Linked DNA regions of Homo sapiens: region 1 is linked to region 2. Evidence: chromatin contacts called from ENCODE Hi-C data. All regions are on one chromosome and are shown on one strand. The core of a region is the stretch at or near the end of the contact, and the rest is flanking DNA. Distances in the headings are between cores, read along the strand shown.

Region 1 (5,720 bases), core at 367-2,866, 5.6 Mb after region 2:
AGGAATTGGAAAATTGTTTCTTTGACTAGGTGCCAAATAAGAATAATTTCTACCATTTATCGAACACTTTCTACGTGTTTGGCATTTTACATGTTTTAGTCTCAGTACTAAAAATCTTAGGAGTTGGGTATTATCTCAGTTTTATAGATAAAGAAATTATAGGAAAGATGGACATACTATATGAATCCCAGAACCTGGCAAATTTAAAATTAGCAGTACTCTTAAATGCTGGCTAAATTTGGTATGATTGTGAGATTTTTCAAATATATTCATTTTTCTTCAGTCTTAACTATAATCTCCCTTTTGTATTCTTGCCCCTGAGTAATTATAAACTTAAAGTCCCTTCTAATAGTTATGAAAAGAAAGTTATAGGCTAAAAAATATAAACTCAGTAAGTCTCTAACTATGAAAAATGGAATTCCTACTAATTTTTAGGTTTGAATGGGATTTTCAATTTAGGTTTGAATAGATTTGTTCATGACTGGGAGCCGCTTCCCTTCTTTACTGAATTCATCCCATTAATACAACTACATTTACCCTACAGTTTAGACTTTAGTATCATGGTTTTGTATTTCTTCAAATATTAAGGAATATTAAAGATTTTTTACAAAAGGCTAGTGTTGAACCATGACAGCTAGTTTTACACACACACGATTTTTATGTCTTTGTGTTCAATAGAGGGCACCACAGCATAGATCATGAATGTCTTCAATGAAGATTTGTAGGTTTTATTTTTTCTTATAGTAAGAGCTAAACAGGCTGAGTTAATTTTTTTTTTCTACATCAAACTGCTAACCTTCCATGTACTATGCAGTTATGTATATATATCATTGTATTGGGTTCAGCAGACCCAGGACATCCTTAGTTAGGATGAAATGATTTTGCATAGCTATATATTCTCAGCTAAACCAGCATATAATACATCTAATAAAATCATGTTGAGGAAAACTGTGCTTTTCAACTGTGTCCAGTTTAGGGAAAAAAAACAGATTTTGCTTTGTTTAGTCTAAAACTGTTATGGGGAAAGGAATAACTTCTGATTTGCACTATAAATATCTTTCTAGAAATTCTTTTAAAATCCTAGAGGCTATTTTTTATTCCTTTTATAAAGGTTTGAAAATCATATACTTTTTAAATGGAGGTTTCTACAAATGACATTTTATTGACTGTTTTACAAAGTACTCTTTATATTAGGTTTGAAATTGATTTTGGGCTATTAGATTTGTTTGTGGAAAATATGGCACAAACATGACTAAGGAAAAAATAGTATTTAATATTATGATGGTGGCAGTCACAGCCCTCTCTGATAGTAAGCCAAATAGTACTCAAAATAAATTAATTATGCTCACCTAACCAGATGGGAAAACACTCTCAAAAATTTTCATTTTAAATTTCAGAATGAACTATCTGACTAAAATAAGCATATAAATACATTTAAAAATTATTTTTGCTTATTTAAAACTCATGGAGTATGGTGGCATGAATTTAGCCAGAGAAACAGAGGAGATTCCAAAAACCAAAACTGTACCTAGCCGACTCACTGGTTTGAACTCTAGGCCTGGGGGAGTGTTCAGATGTCCCCTCCCCAGCCACATCTTTCTGGCTCTTTGGAATTGTGAGCTGGGTGAGCCTGGCTCCTTCTCTTTTCATCTGTGTGTCCTCCAGATGGCAGTATTGAGCAGAAAAAGAAAACGCTGGGAAATAATGAGTCTAATGTACAGTAAAATTGGAAATTGAATTATAGCTCAAGAAAAAGGACAGTAGCCTTGAGGTCCCGATCAACCTGGACTCTGATCACTTTTGTTTGCTGTACCCATGTGTTAAGTTACTAGCAAGTTAATAACAACACGTGAGCAGTTCAAGGCTCAGTAGAATTGCTTCAGACATGAAATAAAGCTAAAATGAATTTGTGTCCAATATCATTGGCATTAGTGCTCATTACTGTTGTGGTGTAATGCCTCAAACCATCTAAAATCAATTTTAAAGATTACCCATTATTTTATAAAGAAAATAAAACACATTTCCAACAGAAACAAAGCCACGAGTACAATCCCATGAACAGTTCCTTGTACTTATGGCAGGCAGGAAACCGCTGACAGAGGCCACAGGAAACACTCTGCTCAGACTTCACAGACTTCACGATCCAAGTTCGTATTAATGGATTGTTGCTCTATAACTCTTCTCTTAATCTGAAGTATTTAAAAACAAGAATGGTGAATATTTGTAAATGTAGAAAATAAATCTCAAAGAGTAGTAAGAGGGATTTACTACTTAGCTACTTGTACTTGGTAAATTAATCATTATCATGTGACATGGTCATCTTTTGGGAGGACCCAGGGCGGAGGACACAGAGGGAAAAAGAAGGATTTAGCTGCTTTGCTTGAGGTTTTGCCTTTTAAAAAGCACAAAGGTTTTACTTTTCCTTCTAATAGACCAGTAAAGAATATTTTCTCAAACTGTAAACCTGCTGAAGCAAAGGGGACAGCTAGATTTTGGTTTTAATACTGTGCATTTTTAGGCATTTTTGCCTTTGTTAAGAAATAATTGTTTTATTTTGTAGAAAAGGATTTGGTATTATAATGACCTTGGATTTTCACTAAATTGATATTAATGGCCAAAAGAGATTTACTTTCCTTATTACTTGTTTAAACAAGCAGAATATAAGGTAAGGTTCATTTGGTCTGAAATACATGATCTATTTTTCACAGATCGTTATATCGGAAAAATCTTATGTTGGACAAAATTCTACTTGGGTTTTAGTGTGTTAGTTTTGTCCCCTGTATCTGGTCTTAGTGTCTCCTCTTACATAATTATTGAACTATCAGTAGAGACTAAATGATCATATGTCAACATCTTTGCTAAAAGATAAACCAGTTTTTATTTAAATATAAAGGTATACTTTGATTTGATTTCATATTCTAAGATGTGCATTTCAGAGAAAACACATTCACTAATATGAATTTGAGCATCTGTAGATTTTGCTACAGGATAGTTTTTAATCTTCCATGTAGTTCTGATGCCCTGGTTGAAATCTGTTCTGTCTTTGTAAACTTTGATCTTAAATGTGGGAAGAGCAGTATGTATTCATCACAAAATTATCATATTTTAATTATATATATGGTAAAGTTGGCTGGGATCAATTTTATTTGGTTGCTCATTTTGACAACACAGAGATTCAGTGCTCCTAAAGATTTTGGAGAAATTTACAGTTAACCTTAAGTATTAAAAAAAGCCATCTCTCTCATGAGCTGTCGTAAACATGCCCTTAAGTATATAACTGTAAAGTTTTAAAATGTAAAATATGCTGAGAATTGTATTTTCTTCATATAATTTTTAATAGTAGTTGAAAGTTTTGATGTTTCATGACAGCCTATCCCATAAAGATCACTGAATTGACATGCTGTTGGCAGTAAATTTTTTAAAGTAGAATAACTTTCTATGACTATATAAGCAAAATATTTCCATAATTAATCCACATGGTAATAAGAGATGGGTAAATTGAAGAAATGTCCTTGAAGTTATTCTTTTAACAGATGTTCTTAACTATTAGCTTCATGTTTTTACCCACCTAAATTTCCAAATAATTGAATAAAAGTTAACATATGCTTTCCTCCCCTTAATGGGCAGAGCCCATAATTGATACAAAGTTTACCACAGTAGAGAAATTACCTTCAGTGGTACTTTTCTAATGTTTTTCTTTCTTCTACCCTATCACTGACCATCCTGTTCACCAATTATTTTTCCTTTTTTTTTTAATATAGAGTCCTACAGAATGCACTTTTGCTTTCAGATAGCAGCCTTCACCTCTTCTTACAGAGCCATCTGAATTCAGAAGACATTGAGGCGTGTGTTTCTGGGCAGACTAAGTACTCTGTGGAAGAAGCAATTCACAAGTTTGCCTTAATGAATAGACGTTTCCCTGAAGAAGATGAAGAAGGAAAAAAAGAAAATGATATAGATTATGATTCAGAAAGGTATTTCCTTGCATTTTGATTTAATGTATATGTATTTATATAATACATAGTATGCACATATGCACGTGTATAGATATATATACACACTTCACTTTTTTGTTGATATAATACTAAGATAATGAAAAAATTAATTGACTGAGATTTTATTGAGCTGTGACAGCTCATCATAGTAGTCTTCACACACACCTCCACACTGAATTAATGAATGCAGTAGAAATTCAATTATTTGCATTCTGATTATGTGACTTTCATTTAGTCAGACTTGAATTATTCGCGTTTAAATTATCTAGCTAAAAAAATACCCAACTGCACTCCAAATGGCTAATTAAAAGTCCAAATTTCCTGTCTCTCTTTGTGACTGGAGATAATTAAAGTTCTCCTCTGTTACTCAGGCTTTGAGTGTGTTGTGAAAACCAATTTCCTCTTTTTATTATTTTCCCCCTCTCTTCTTTTCCAGTTCATCCTCTGGGCTTGGACACAGTAGTGATGACAGCAGTTCACATGGATGTAAAGTAAATACAGCTCCGCAGGAATCCTGAAAAATAATTCTAATGTTACTATCTTAGGAATAGCAAATTATGTCCAGTCATAGAGAAGAAAGCTTCATAATAATACATTCTTACCTAAAGCTCACTGTCATGATGTTAGGTATTTAAATTCTTAAAGATGTTGGGTTGTTTATTAGTGGTATTTTTATGTTGTCTTATTTTAGGTAAGCTTCTGTGTAAAGCTAAAAATCCTGTGAATACAATACTATCCTTTACAGGCAGACATTATTGGTAAACAAGATCTTGCCCTCCAATGAAATGACTTACATGTTTTAAAAAACCGAGTTGGTTTTATTGAATTTAAAAAGATAGGTAACTAAGTAGCATTTAAAATCAAGATAGAGCATTCCTTCTTGTATCAGTGGGGCAGTGTTACCATAAACACGGTGTATATGTTGTTAAACCCTATGAAGAGTAACAGTGTAGACCAGACTGCCTCTCTCAGATATGTGCCTGATATTTTGTGGATACCTCCCCTGCACTGGCAAAACACTATGCTTTTGGGTGTTAGACTGAAATATTTTAAGAGTATTTAACCTTTCCAGTATTCTGTTTCACGCTTAGATGGAAATGTATCTTATGAATAGAGACATATTAAAATAATGTTTACATCTTAGAAAAAACATAGATAGTGCTAGTAATATTACTTATAACTGTAATATATAGATTCAGAAATACATTTTCATTATCCAAAATCAGCTTCAACAAATGGTTTCTGGAGACAAATAATTTGTTTTCATTATCATTGTATAATCAGGTTAATGATTTATTTTTTGACTAAATGTGCAATTTCTTATCACTAGATAACTTTCAGTATCAGTGGTGGTTACTTATTACTTAAATCAGAGGAAGGATTTTATAAAGATTAATAAATTTAATTTTACCAATAAATATTCCCATAATTTAGAAAAGGATGTCGACTTGCTAATTTCAGAAATAATTATTCATTTTTAAAAAGCCCCTTTTAAAGCATCTACTTGAAGATTGGTATAATTTTCATAAAATGTCTTTTTTTTTAGTGTCCCAAAGATATCTTAGATAAACTATTTTGAAGTTCAGATTTCAGATGAGGCAACATTTTCTTGAGATAATTACCCAAGTTTCATCCATGTTGAATGGTACAAAATATTTCTGTGAAACTAACAGGAAGATATTTTCAGATAACTAGGATAACTTGTTGCTTTGTTACCCAGCCTAA
Region 2 (5,709 bases), core at 2,642-5,141:
ATATTTGAGTTCCTGAATGCGTTTACAAAGTACATTGGGATATTTTTGTGTATGCTTCACTTTAACTTTTTTATTTAAAATCTACCTTAATTATATTTTCTAACTAACTCACTTCTCTTGAGTGATTGTGCCCTATACGGGGGTTCAGATGGTGAGTTCTCATATTTCTTAGCAAAGAAAAATAAAAGTAAAGCTGCAATCTAATTTGGGAGGAAAGCTGAAGGTGCATTTAGGTGTCTGAAAGCAGTATAAGCTCTTTGAAATTTACTTGGTTTGTAAATTACAAGTGCGAAAACAACTTCCAAAGATGTTTGGAAAAAGAATATATGCACCGACACCTATATAGACAGACACACACACACATACACACACACACACACACGTGAAGTTGTCGCCTGCCCACAACTCCACCGCTTTCCTGTGCCGCCCAAGGGAAATGGGTCTCTCTTGAGCCCGTCTTTCTCTAGTAAACGAGGTGGGTCATACGTCTATGTCAAATTGAATCAGCCAGGACAGCTTCCGTGGTAATTAAACTGGACGTCTGTATTGGTCACAGCAAAGGGTGCCTTGTGAATTCAGGTTTTACTTGGTGCATCACAACTGTCAGGGTGAATCCCGCCCCCCACAGAGGTCTGAGTCATGGGTTGCCACTCTCCCACCACCCCTGCCAGCTCATCCCTACCCATCGAAAGCTTTGGCCCCGCTCATTTTTGAAACATTTTTCACGACTGAGTTCAGGGGTTTTGCAGGACTTCACAAAGATCTTGTCCCAGTGGGCCGCACATTCGCAGTTTTCTCCTGCTAAGAAAACATCGACGGTTTTGCTGCTGACTGGAGAGTTCTAGATGAAAACTGAAGGAACCCTAATTATTATTATTATCATTATTATTTTTGAGACAGAGTTTTGCTCTTGTTGCCCAGGCTGGAGTGCAATGGCACGATCTCGGCTCACTGCAACCTCTGCCTCCTGGGTTCAAGAGATTCTTCTGCTTCAGCCTCCCCAGTAGCTGGGATTACAGGCGCCCGCCACCATGTCCGGCTAATTTTTTGTGTTTTTAGTAGAGACGGGGTGACACCATGTTGGCCAGGCTGGTCTTGAACTCCTGACCTCAGGTGATCCACCCGCCTCAGCCTCCTAAAGTGTTGGGATTACAGGCGTGAGCCACTACGCCCAGCCTGGGAACCCGAATTATTTATTTCATCAACCTTGGCTACAAATGGGTTTACTCCTGCTTATGGTGTCAAGTCCATGCAGCCCCTCACCCCCTTTAAATAGAGAGGCATTGGCCGCCTTAGGCTCCCCCTGCCCTGAGTTTAGGGCTGTTGAGTGTAGGCCTACAGGGAGGGGGACCCACTGAGGAGAAACCGGCTCCACTTTAGAAGGTGCTGGAAATAAAATATCCGTATCAACTGTCGGAAACTTGGTTTGATGCGCTAATCACTCGGTTCAAGGGTGTCTACATTATTAGGTGCCAAGTCCCCACTTCCAATCCCAGACAGAAACACCCTTCTAGATGGAACAGAGGGCATGTTTTTATTTAAGACTTGATGAGTACCAACTCTTGTTCTGAGCAGAGGTTATTTTTTAAGAGGAAATAAGATCTTGATTCCTGCTTATGAATTCTGGAAAAGTAATAAAGGTTGTTCAGATAATTTTCCACAAGATCTTCATCCGAACCTTCCCACTTGCTGAATTTTTTTTCCCTGCAGCTTAATTTCCCCTAAACACTTTGCATCGCTCCCTCCCCCCACCATGGCCCTGAAGATTCTCCATCTTAAATAACAAGGACCCTGCTGGCTACTAAAGGAGGCTGCCCATTTTAATTCAAAACAAGGGCCACGAGTGCTGGTCTTAGAAAGAGCCGAGGAGTGAAGATCAACCTTTTTTTCTCTTGGAGTGCTTGCACTTAACCCTCAATCGCCAATATAGTACCTCTTTCTCTCTCCTTTATTAAAATATTTCTTTCATTCTTTTCTTTTTGGGGGGGAGGGGGCAAGATTTCTTAAGGTAAAAGAAATAAGCTGAACAGATTGATTATTGTTATGTCTGTAATTGCTCTAAAAACATTTTTCAGTGGGGCCTCATAGGGCAAACATATTGGTCTTTGATCAACACTGAAGAAAGCAAACATTGGAAAACCAAAACCCACTACTTTGGAGTCTACACTTGGCATTTACAGCCCTGAAATGGAATGCCCTTTACCTTCAAAAGGGCAGCTATTAACGACAGAAAGTTCTTGAGTTTTTCTGTAGATAGTGCTTCAGTAGTTTTCTAGTAGTATTCTAACCTAGGCATAACTTCCTCTCTTCTGAAACTGGGGAAACCCATTTGCAAAGTGAAACGATTTGACTAGTAATACCCAATGTCAGTTTATTTGAAACTATAGCTAAAAAGGGAAAAACTAATAAATCCACTTTGATTATTTTTCTGCTTAGTTTCAAGACGTCCTCTAAGCCTAGATAACGAAAGTGATTTCAAAAATTTTGACATACTTAACCAAATGAAACTAATAGGTGCGCAGCAAATTAGTACGAGCCATAGTCAAACCAAAAGAGGATCTTTTTTACTAGAAGAAACTTGCACTATTGATTTTATTGACTGACTCGATTTCAGTGTTTTAATCAACTTTAACAAATTTAACTGAAAACAGGGTAATTGATATATAGAATTTAAAACTTCAAAAATAAGCCGCAGATATTCATAAATATTTTTTATTAGGTGATTTGCTGTTGATTTACCATTTAAGTAAAAAAAACTATTCTTTTTTCTAACTTAAGCTACGGTGATCTGAATTTCCTTCCCTTTAGCTTCCTCAGTCAAGATTTGGGAACAGAAATTCCAAAATGCTTAGAAATGGGTGGGAAGATTGTAGGTTTAGAAGTCTGAGGAAGGAAATTACAAGCCGATGCTGATTGACTTTTGAAAGGCCTGGCACGTCCCAGTCTATATAATAACTCAGTTGGAGGAAGAACCTCGAGGACCGAGTGTCTCCAGATCACTTAATGCATCGGCATCCACCACGCTCGGCTCATGGGCAGGGCCCCCGAGGCTGCCACCAACCCACGGAGCCTTGAGGAGCTGCGCTTCCCCGCGATGGTCCAACGAACTTCGGAAGTGCTCCTGCTTCCGGTTTCACGTATACCTGGGATGCGTTGCCATACAGGTTTGTCCCGTTTTAATGCTTTGACCCATCTAAGATACGAGGACAGGAGACTGGAGAAGTAAACGAAAGGCAATGGCCGAGGGGTAAGGCGGGGAACACAGCAGGAAAAGGACAGGTTCCCCTTCACCTTCACCCCCAGTGTTGGCAACGTCCCAGGGATTCTCGGAGCTGAAGCTTCTTCAGAAAACAGTCAGCTTAATTAAGATCCTGCCCTTGGGGAATCTAGAATAAATGGCGAGTAGTGGGCAGCTTTCCCCACCAGTCGCAGGATCTAAAAGCAATGAGTGACGGTTGTCTGTGCAGCAGTCAGAGGGAAGAGCGACAGTTCCAGACGAGGGGCAGTCGGACTTCTCCGCAGCCTACCGCCAGCTTGGAGTGCAGATCTCCACCGACTGCGCCACAGACAGTCTCAGTCCCCAGCAGTCACAATATTTGCACTCCCCTTTCTTCCTGGCCTTTCAACCCCTCCCTTTCCTTCCTCCTCACCCCTCCCACCCCGCACCCGAGAGACAGCCTGCCGTCCCAGGTCCAGCCCGCGCCTCTGCGCACCTCCCGGCACCCGGCGCAGGTCGCCGGCCAGGGCACACACGCGTCCCCGCCTGCTCGCCGGCCCGCAAGGCCCGGGCTGCGGCGGCCGCGGGCGCGGGAGGCGGAGGCGCAGGCGCCGGGCTCCGTGGCAGCCCGGCCCAGCCCCGCCCCGCCCCACCCTCCGGCCCTCCCCTCCGCTTAGCCGTGCTCTCCCGCCGAGCTCCGCCGCCAGCTCCGTGCTCTGCCCGGCCCGTACGCCGCTCGCCACCGCGGCTCCCCGGGCGGGAAGGCTGCGCCGGCTCCCGCCAAGGGGGAGGCGCCACCCCGCCCCGGGGCGGTTGTCTTGCTGGGACTCCTGGGCCGGTCACAAAGCCCCTCTCCGCTGACCCGGAGGGACGGGAGTCGGGTGCGCGACGGCGGCTCCCCACCCCTGCACTCAGCCGCCCGCCCCGCTCCTCCTCCTTCCCTCCCTGTCCCTCCTCCTCTCCCACCCCCCGAGGGCTCGCACACCCCGCGGGCGGGAAGGTGCCGCCCTCGGGGCGGACAAAGGGGCAGGCCGGGCGGGAGGGGCTGTAGCCGGCACGCGCGGCCGCGGGAGGGCCCGCCTCGCCCCGGGCCGCCGACCTGACACCTGCTGGGCAGCCTGCGCGGCCTGGGGCGAAGGCCAGCGGGCGGCGGGGTGGGAAGCGCCAGCGCAGGGGCGTGTGTTCGGGAGGGGGTCGCGGACAGGTCAGGCGGCTTGGGACCCACCCCACCCGGGCAATAGTGACCTACTGCTTCGCTAGCGTCCCCTTTCAGGTCTTAACTGGACTTTAAAGATCTTTTAGAAAATTTATATTCTCGTTTTTATGTCAGCGACTATACATCAGAATCACGCAAAGGGCTAGTTAAAACGCAGATGGCTGGGCTCGTCCGCAGAGTTTCTGCTTCAGTAGGACTGCGGTGGGGCCCAGTCATTTGTATTCCTAAATTCTCAGGTGACGCTCATGCTGCTGAACCGGGTACCACACTAGGAGAATCACTGCTATGCCATTCATTCCCCACCACCCGCTAACTGTAGAAGTGGGGAGAGGATCTCCCGCAGGGATCCCAAAGACAGTGCTAGTGCTCTCATTGCCAAGGTAGTTTTATCTCTTTTGAAGGTAAGCTCTGCATTGAATACGTACTGGATCTTCTCGATAGAAGTTTGACCATATGCTAGAGTGGAACCCTCACGCTGCTGGTGCTGGAGAAAGCAAGGCTGTTTAGATAGATGCCAGGCAGAGAAAGCCACAGTCCAGTTTCCATTTCCCCTGAAGAGCCAGAACCAGGGCGATGGGTCTTTCCCAGCACAAATTCAAAAAAGAACCAAACAGTTTCATTTCGACACAATGACAACCTCCCACCTTCTCTTTATAAATTTTTGATATTTCGATCGAAATATTCTATCCTACGTTCAGCATGTTTCCATTGTTTTATATTTTACTGAAGGACCTAAAATATTTTAAAGCAGAGAAAAGAACTAAATGATAGGCAGAGAGGAGATTTAAATAAAATTTTTAAAAGCCACAAATTTACAATTGTTTTTTAAAAAGCATATCTATGTATTTAAAATAATATAATGAATTGAATCATTTAAAATGCACCCCTGTCCTTTCAAATCTGTTTTTTTTTTTTCAAAAAATTTTTGAAAATCTAATGAGAAATATATTTTGACATTCCAATCCAGTGAATTAGTTAAGGGAAAACTACCTAAAAAGAGGCACACTAAACTTTTCTTATCCCCAGTGGGCGGTGTTAATCATCCAGTTTGAGCCTTGTAGTTTTCATTGTCGAATACTTGGGTTCTCTCAAAGGGAAGAACGTTGGGGACTTGCATTCACTCTTTTTCAAGAGGAGATTAAACACAAAATCGATTTAATGGAGCATCTGTAATCTTAAATACGAGAAGTCAAGAGCTAAAGCTATAATAGAAAGGTTAGCTTTCCTCCATTGTTCACACAATCTAACTCATATTTTTGGAACTTAATTATCAATG

Evidence for each region. Hi-C counts contacts between places; a loop is a spot of excess contacts on that map. Pooled maps may share reads with other maps.
Region 1: a loop to region 2 is called in a pooled map, with 5 times the contacts of the local background. The contact joins two enhancer-like sites. A Hi-C loop is called at or near these places in 4 of 50 pooled maps.

Annotation. Positions count from the first base shown.
Region 1 is chr7:26,368,060-26,373,779 of GRCh38, forward strand. It overlaps SNX10 (sorting nexin 10), which reads left to right. Exons shown (of 7, transcript NM_013322.3): 6 at 3,762-3,974; 7 at 4,432-5,720. The coding sequence ends at 4,513. SNX10-AS1 (SNX10 antisense RNA 1) reads right to left here. Exons shown (of 2, transcript NR_136272.1): 2 at 3,960-4,509. Among named protein-coding and RNA genes, the nearest start is that of LINC02981, 28 kb to the right of the region's middle. Within about 2 kb of position 1,617, at least 2 of the 41 ENCODE cell types and tissues checked have a DNase peak (open chromatin) inside an H3K27ac peak, as active enhancers do.
Region 2 is chr7:20,794,272-20,799,980 of GRCh38, forward strand. No RefSeq gene overlaps it. Among named protein-coding and RNA genes, the nearest start is that of SP8, 10 kb to the left of the region's middle. RefSeq lists enhancers at 1-12, 1,556-2,264, 4,953-5,709 and silencers at 3,647-3,706, 3,757-3,986, 4,077-4,206. Within about 2 kb of position 3,892, at least 4 of the 41 ENCODE cell types and tissues checked have a DNase peak (open chromatin) inside an H3K27ac peak, as active enhancers do.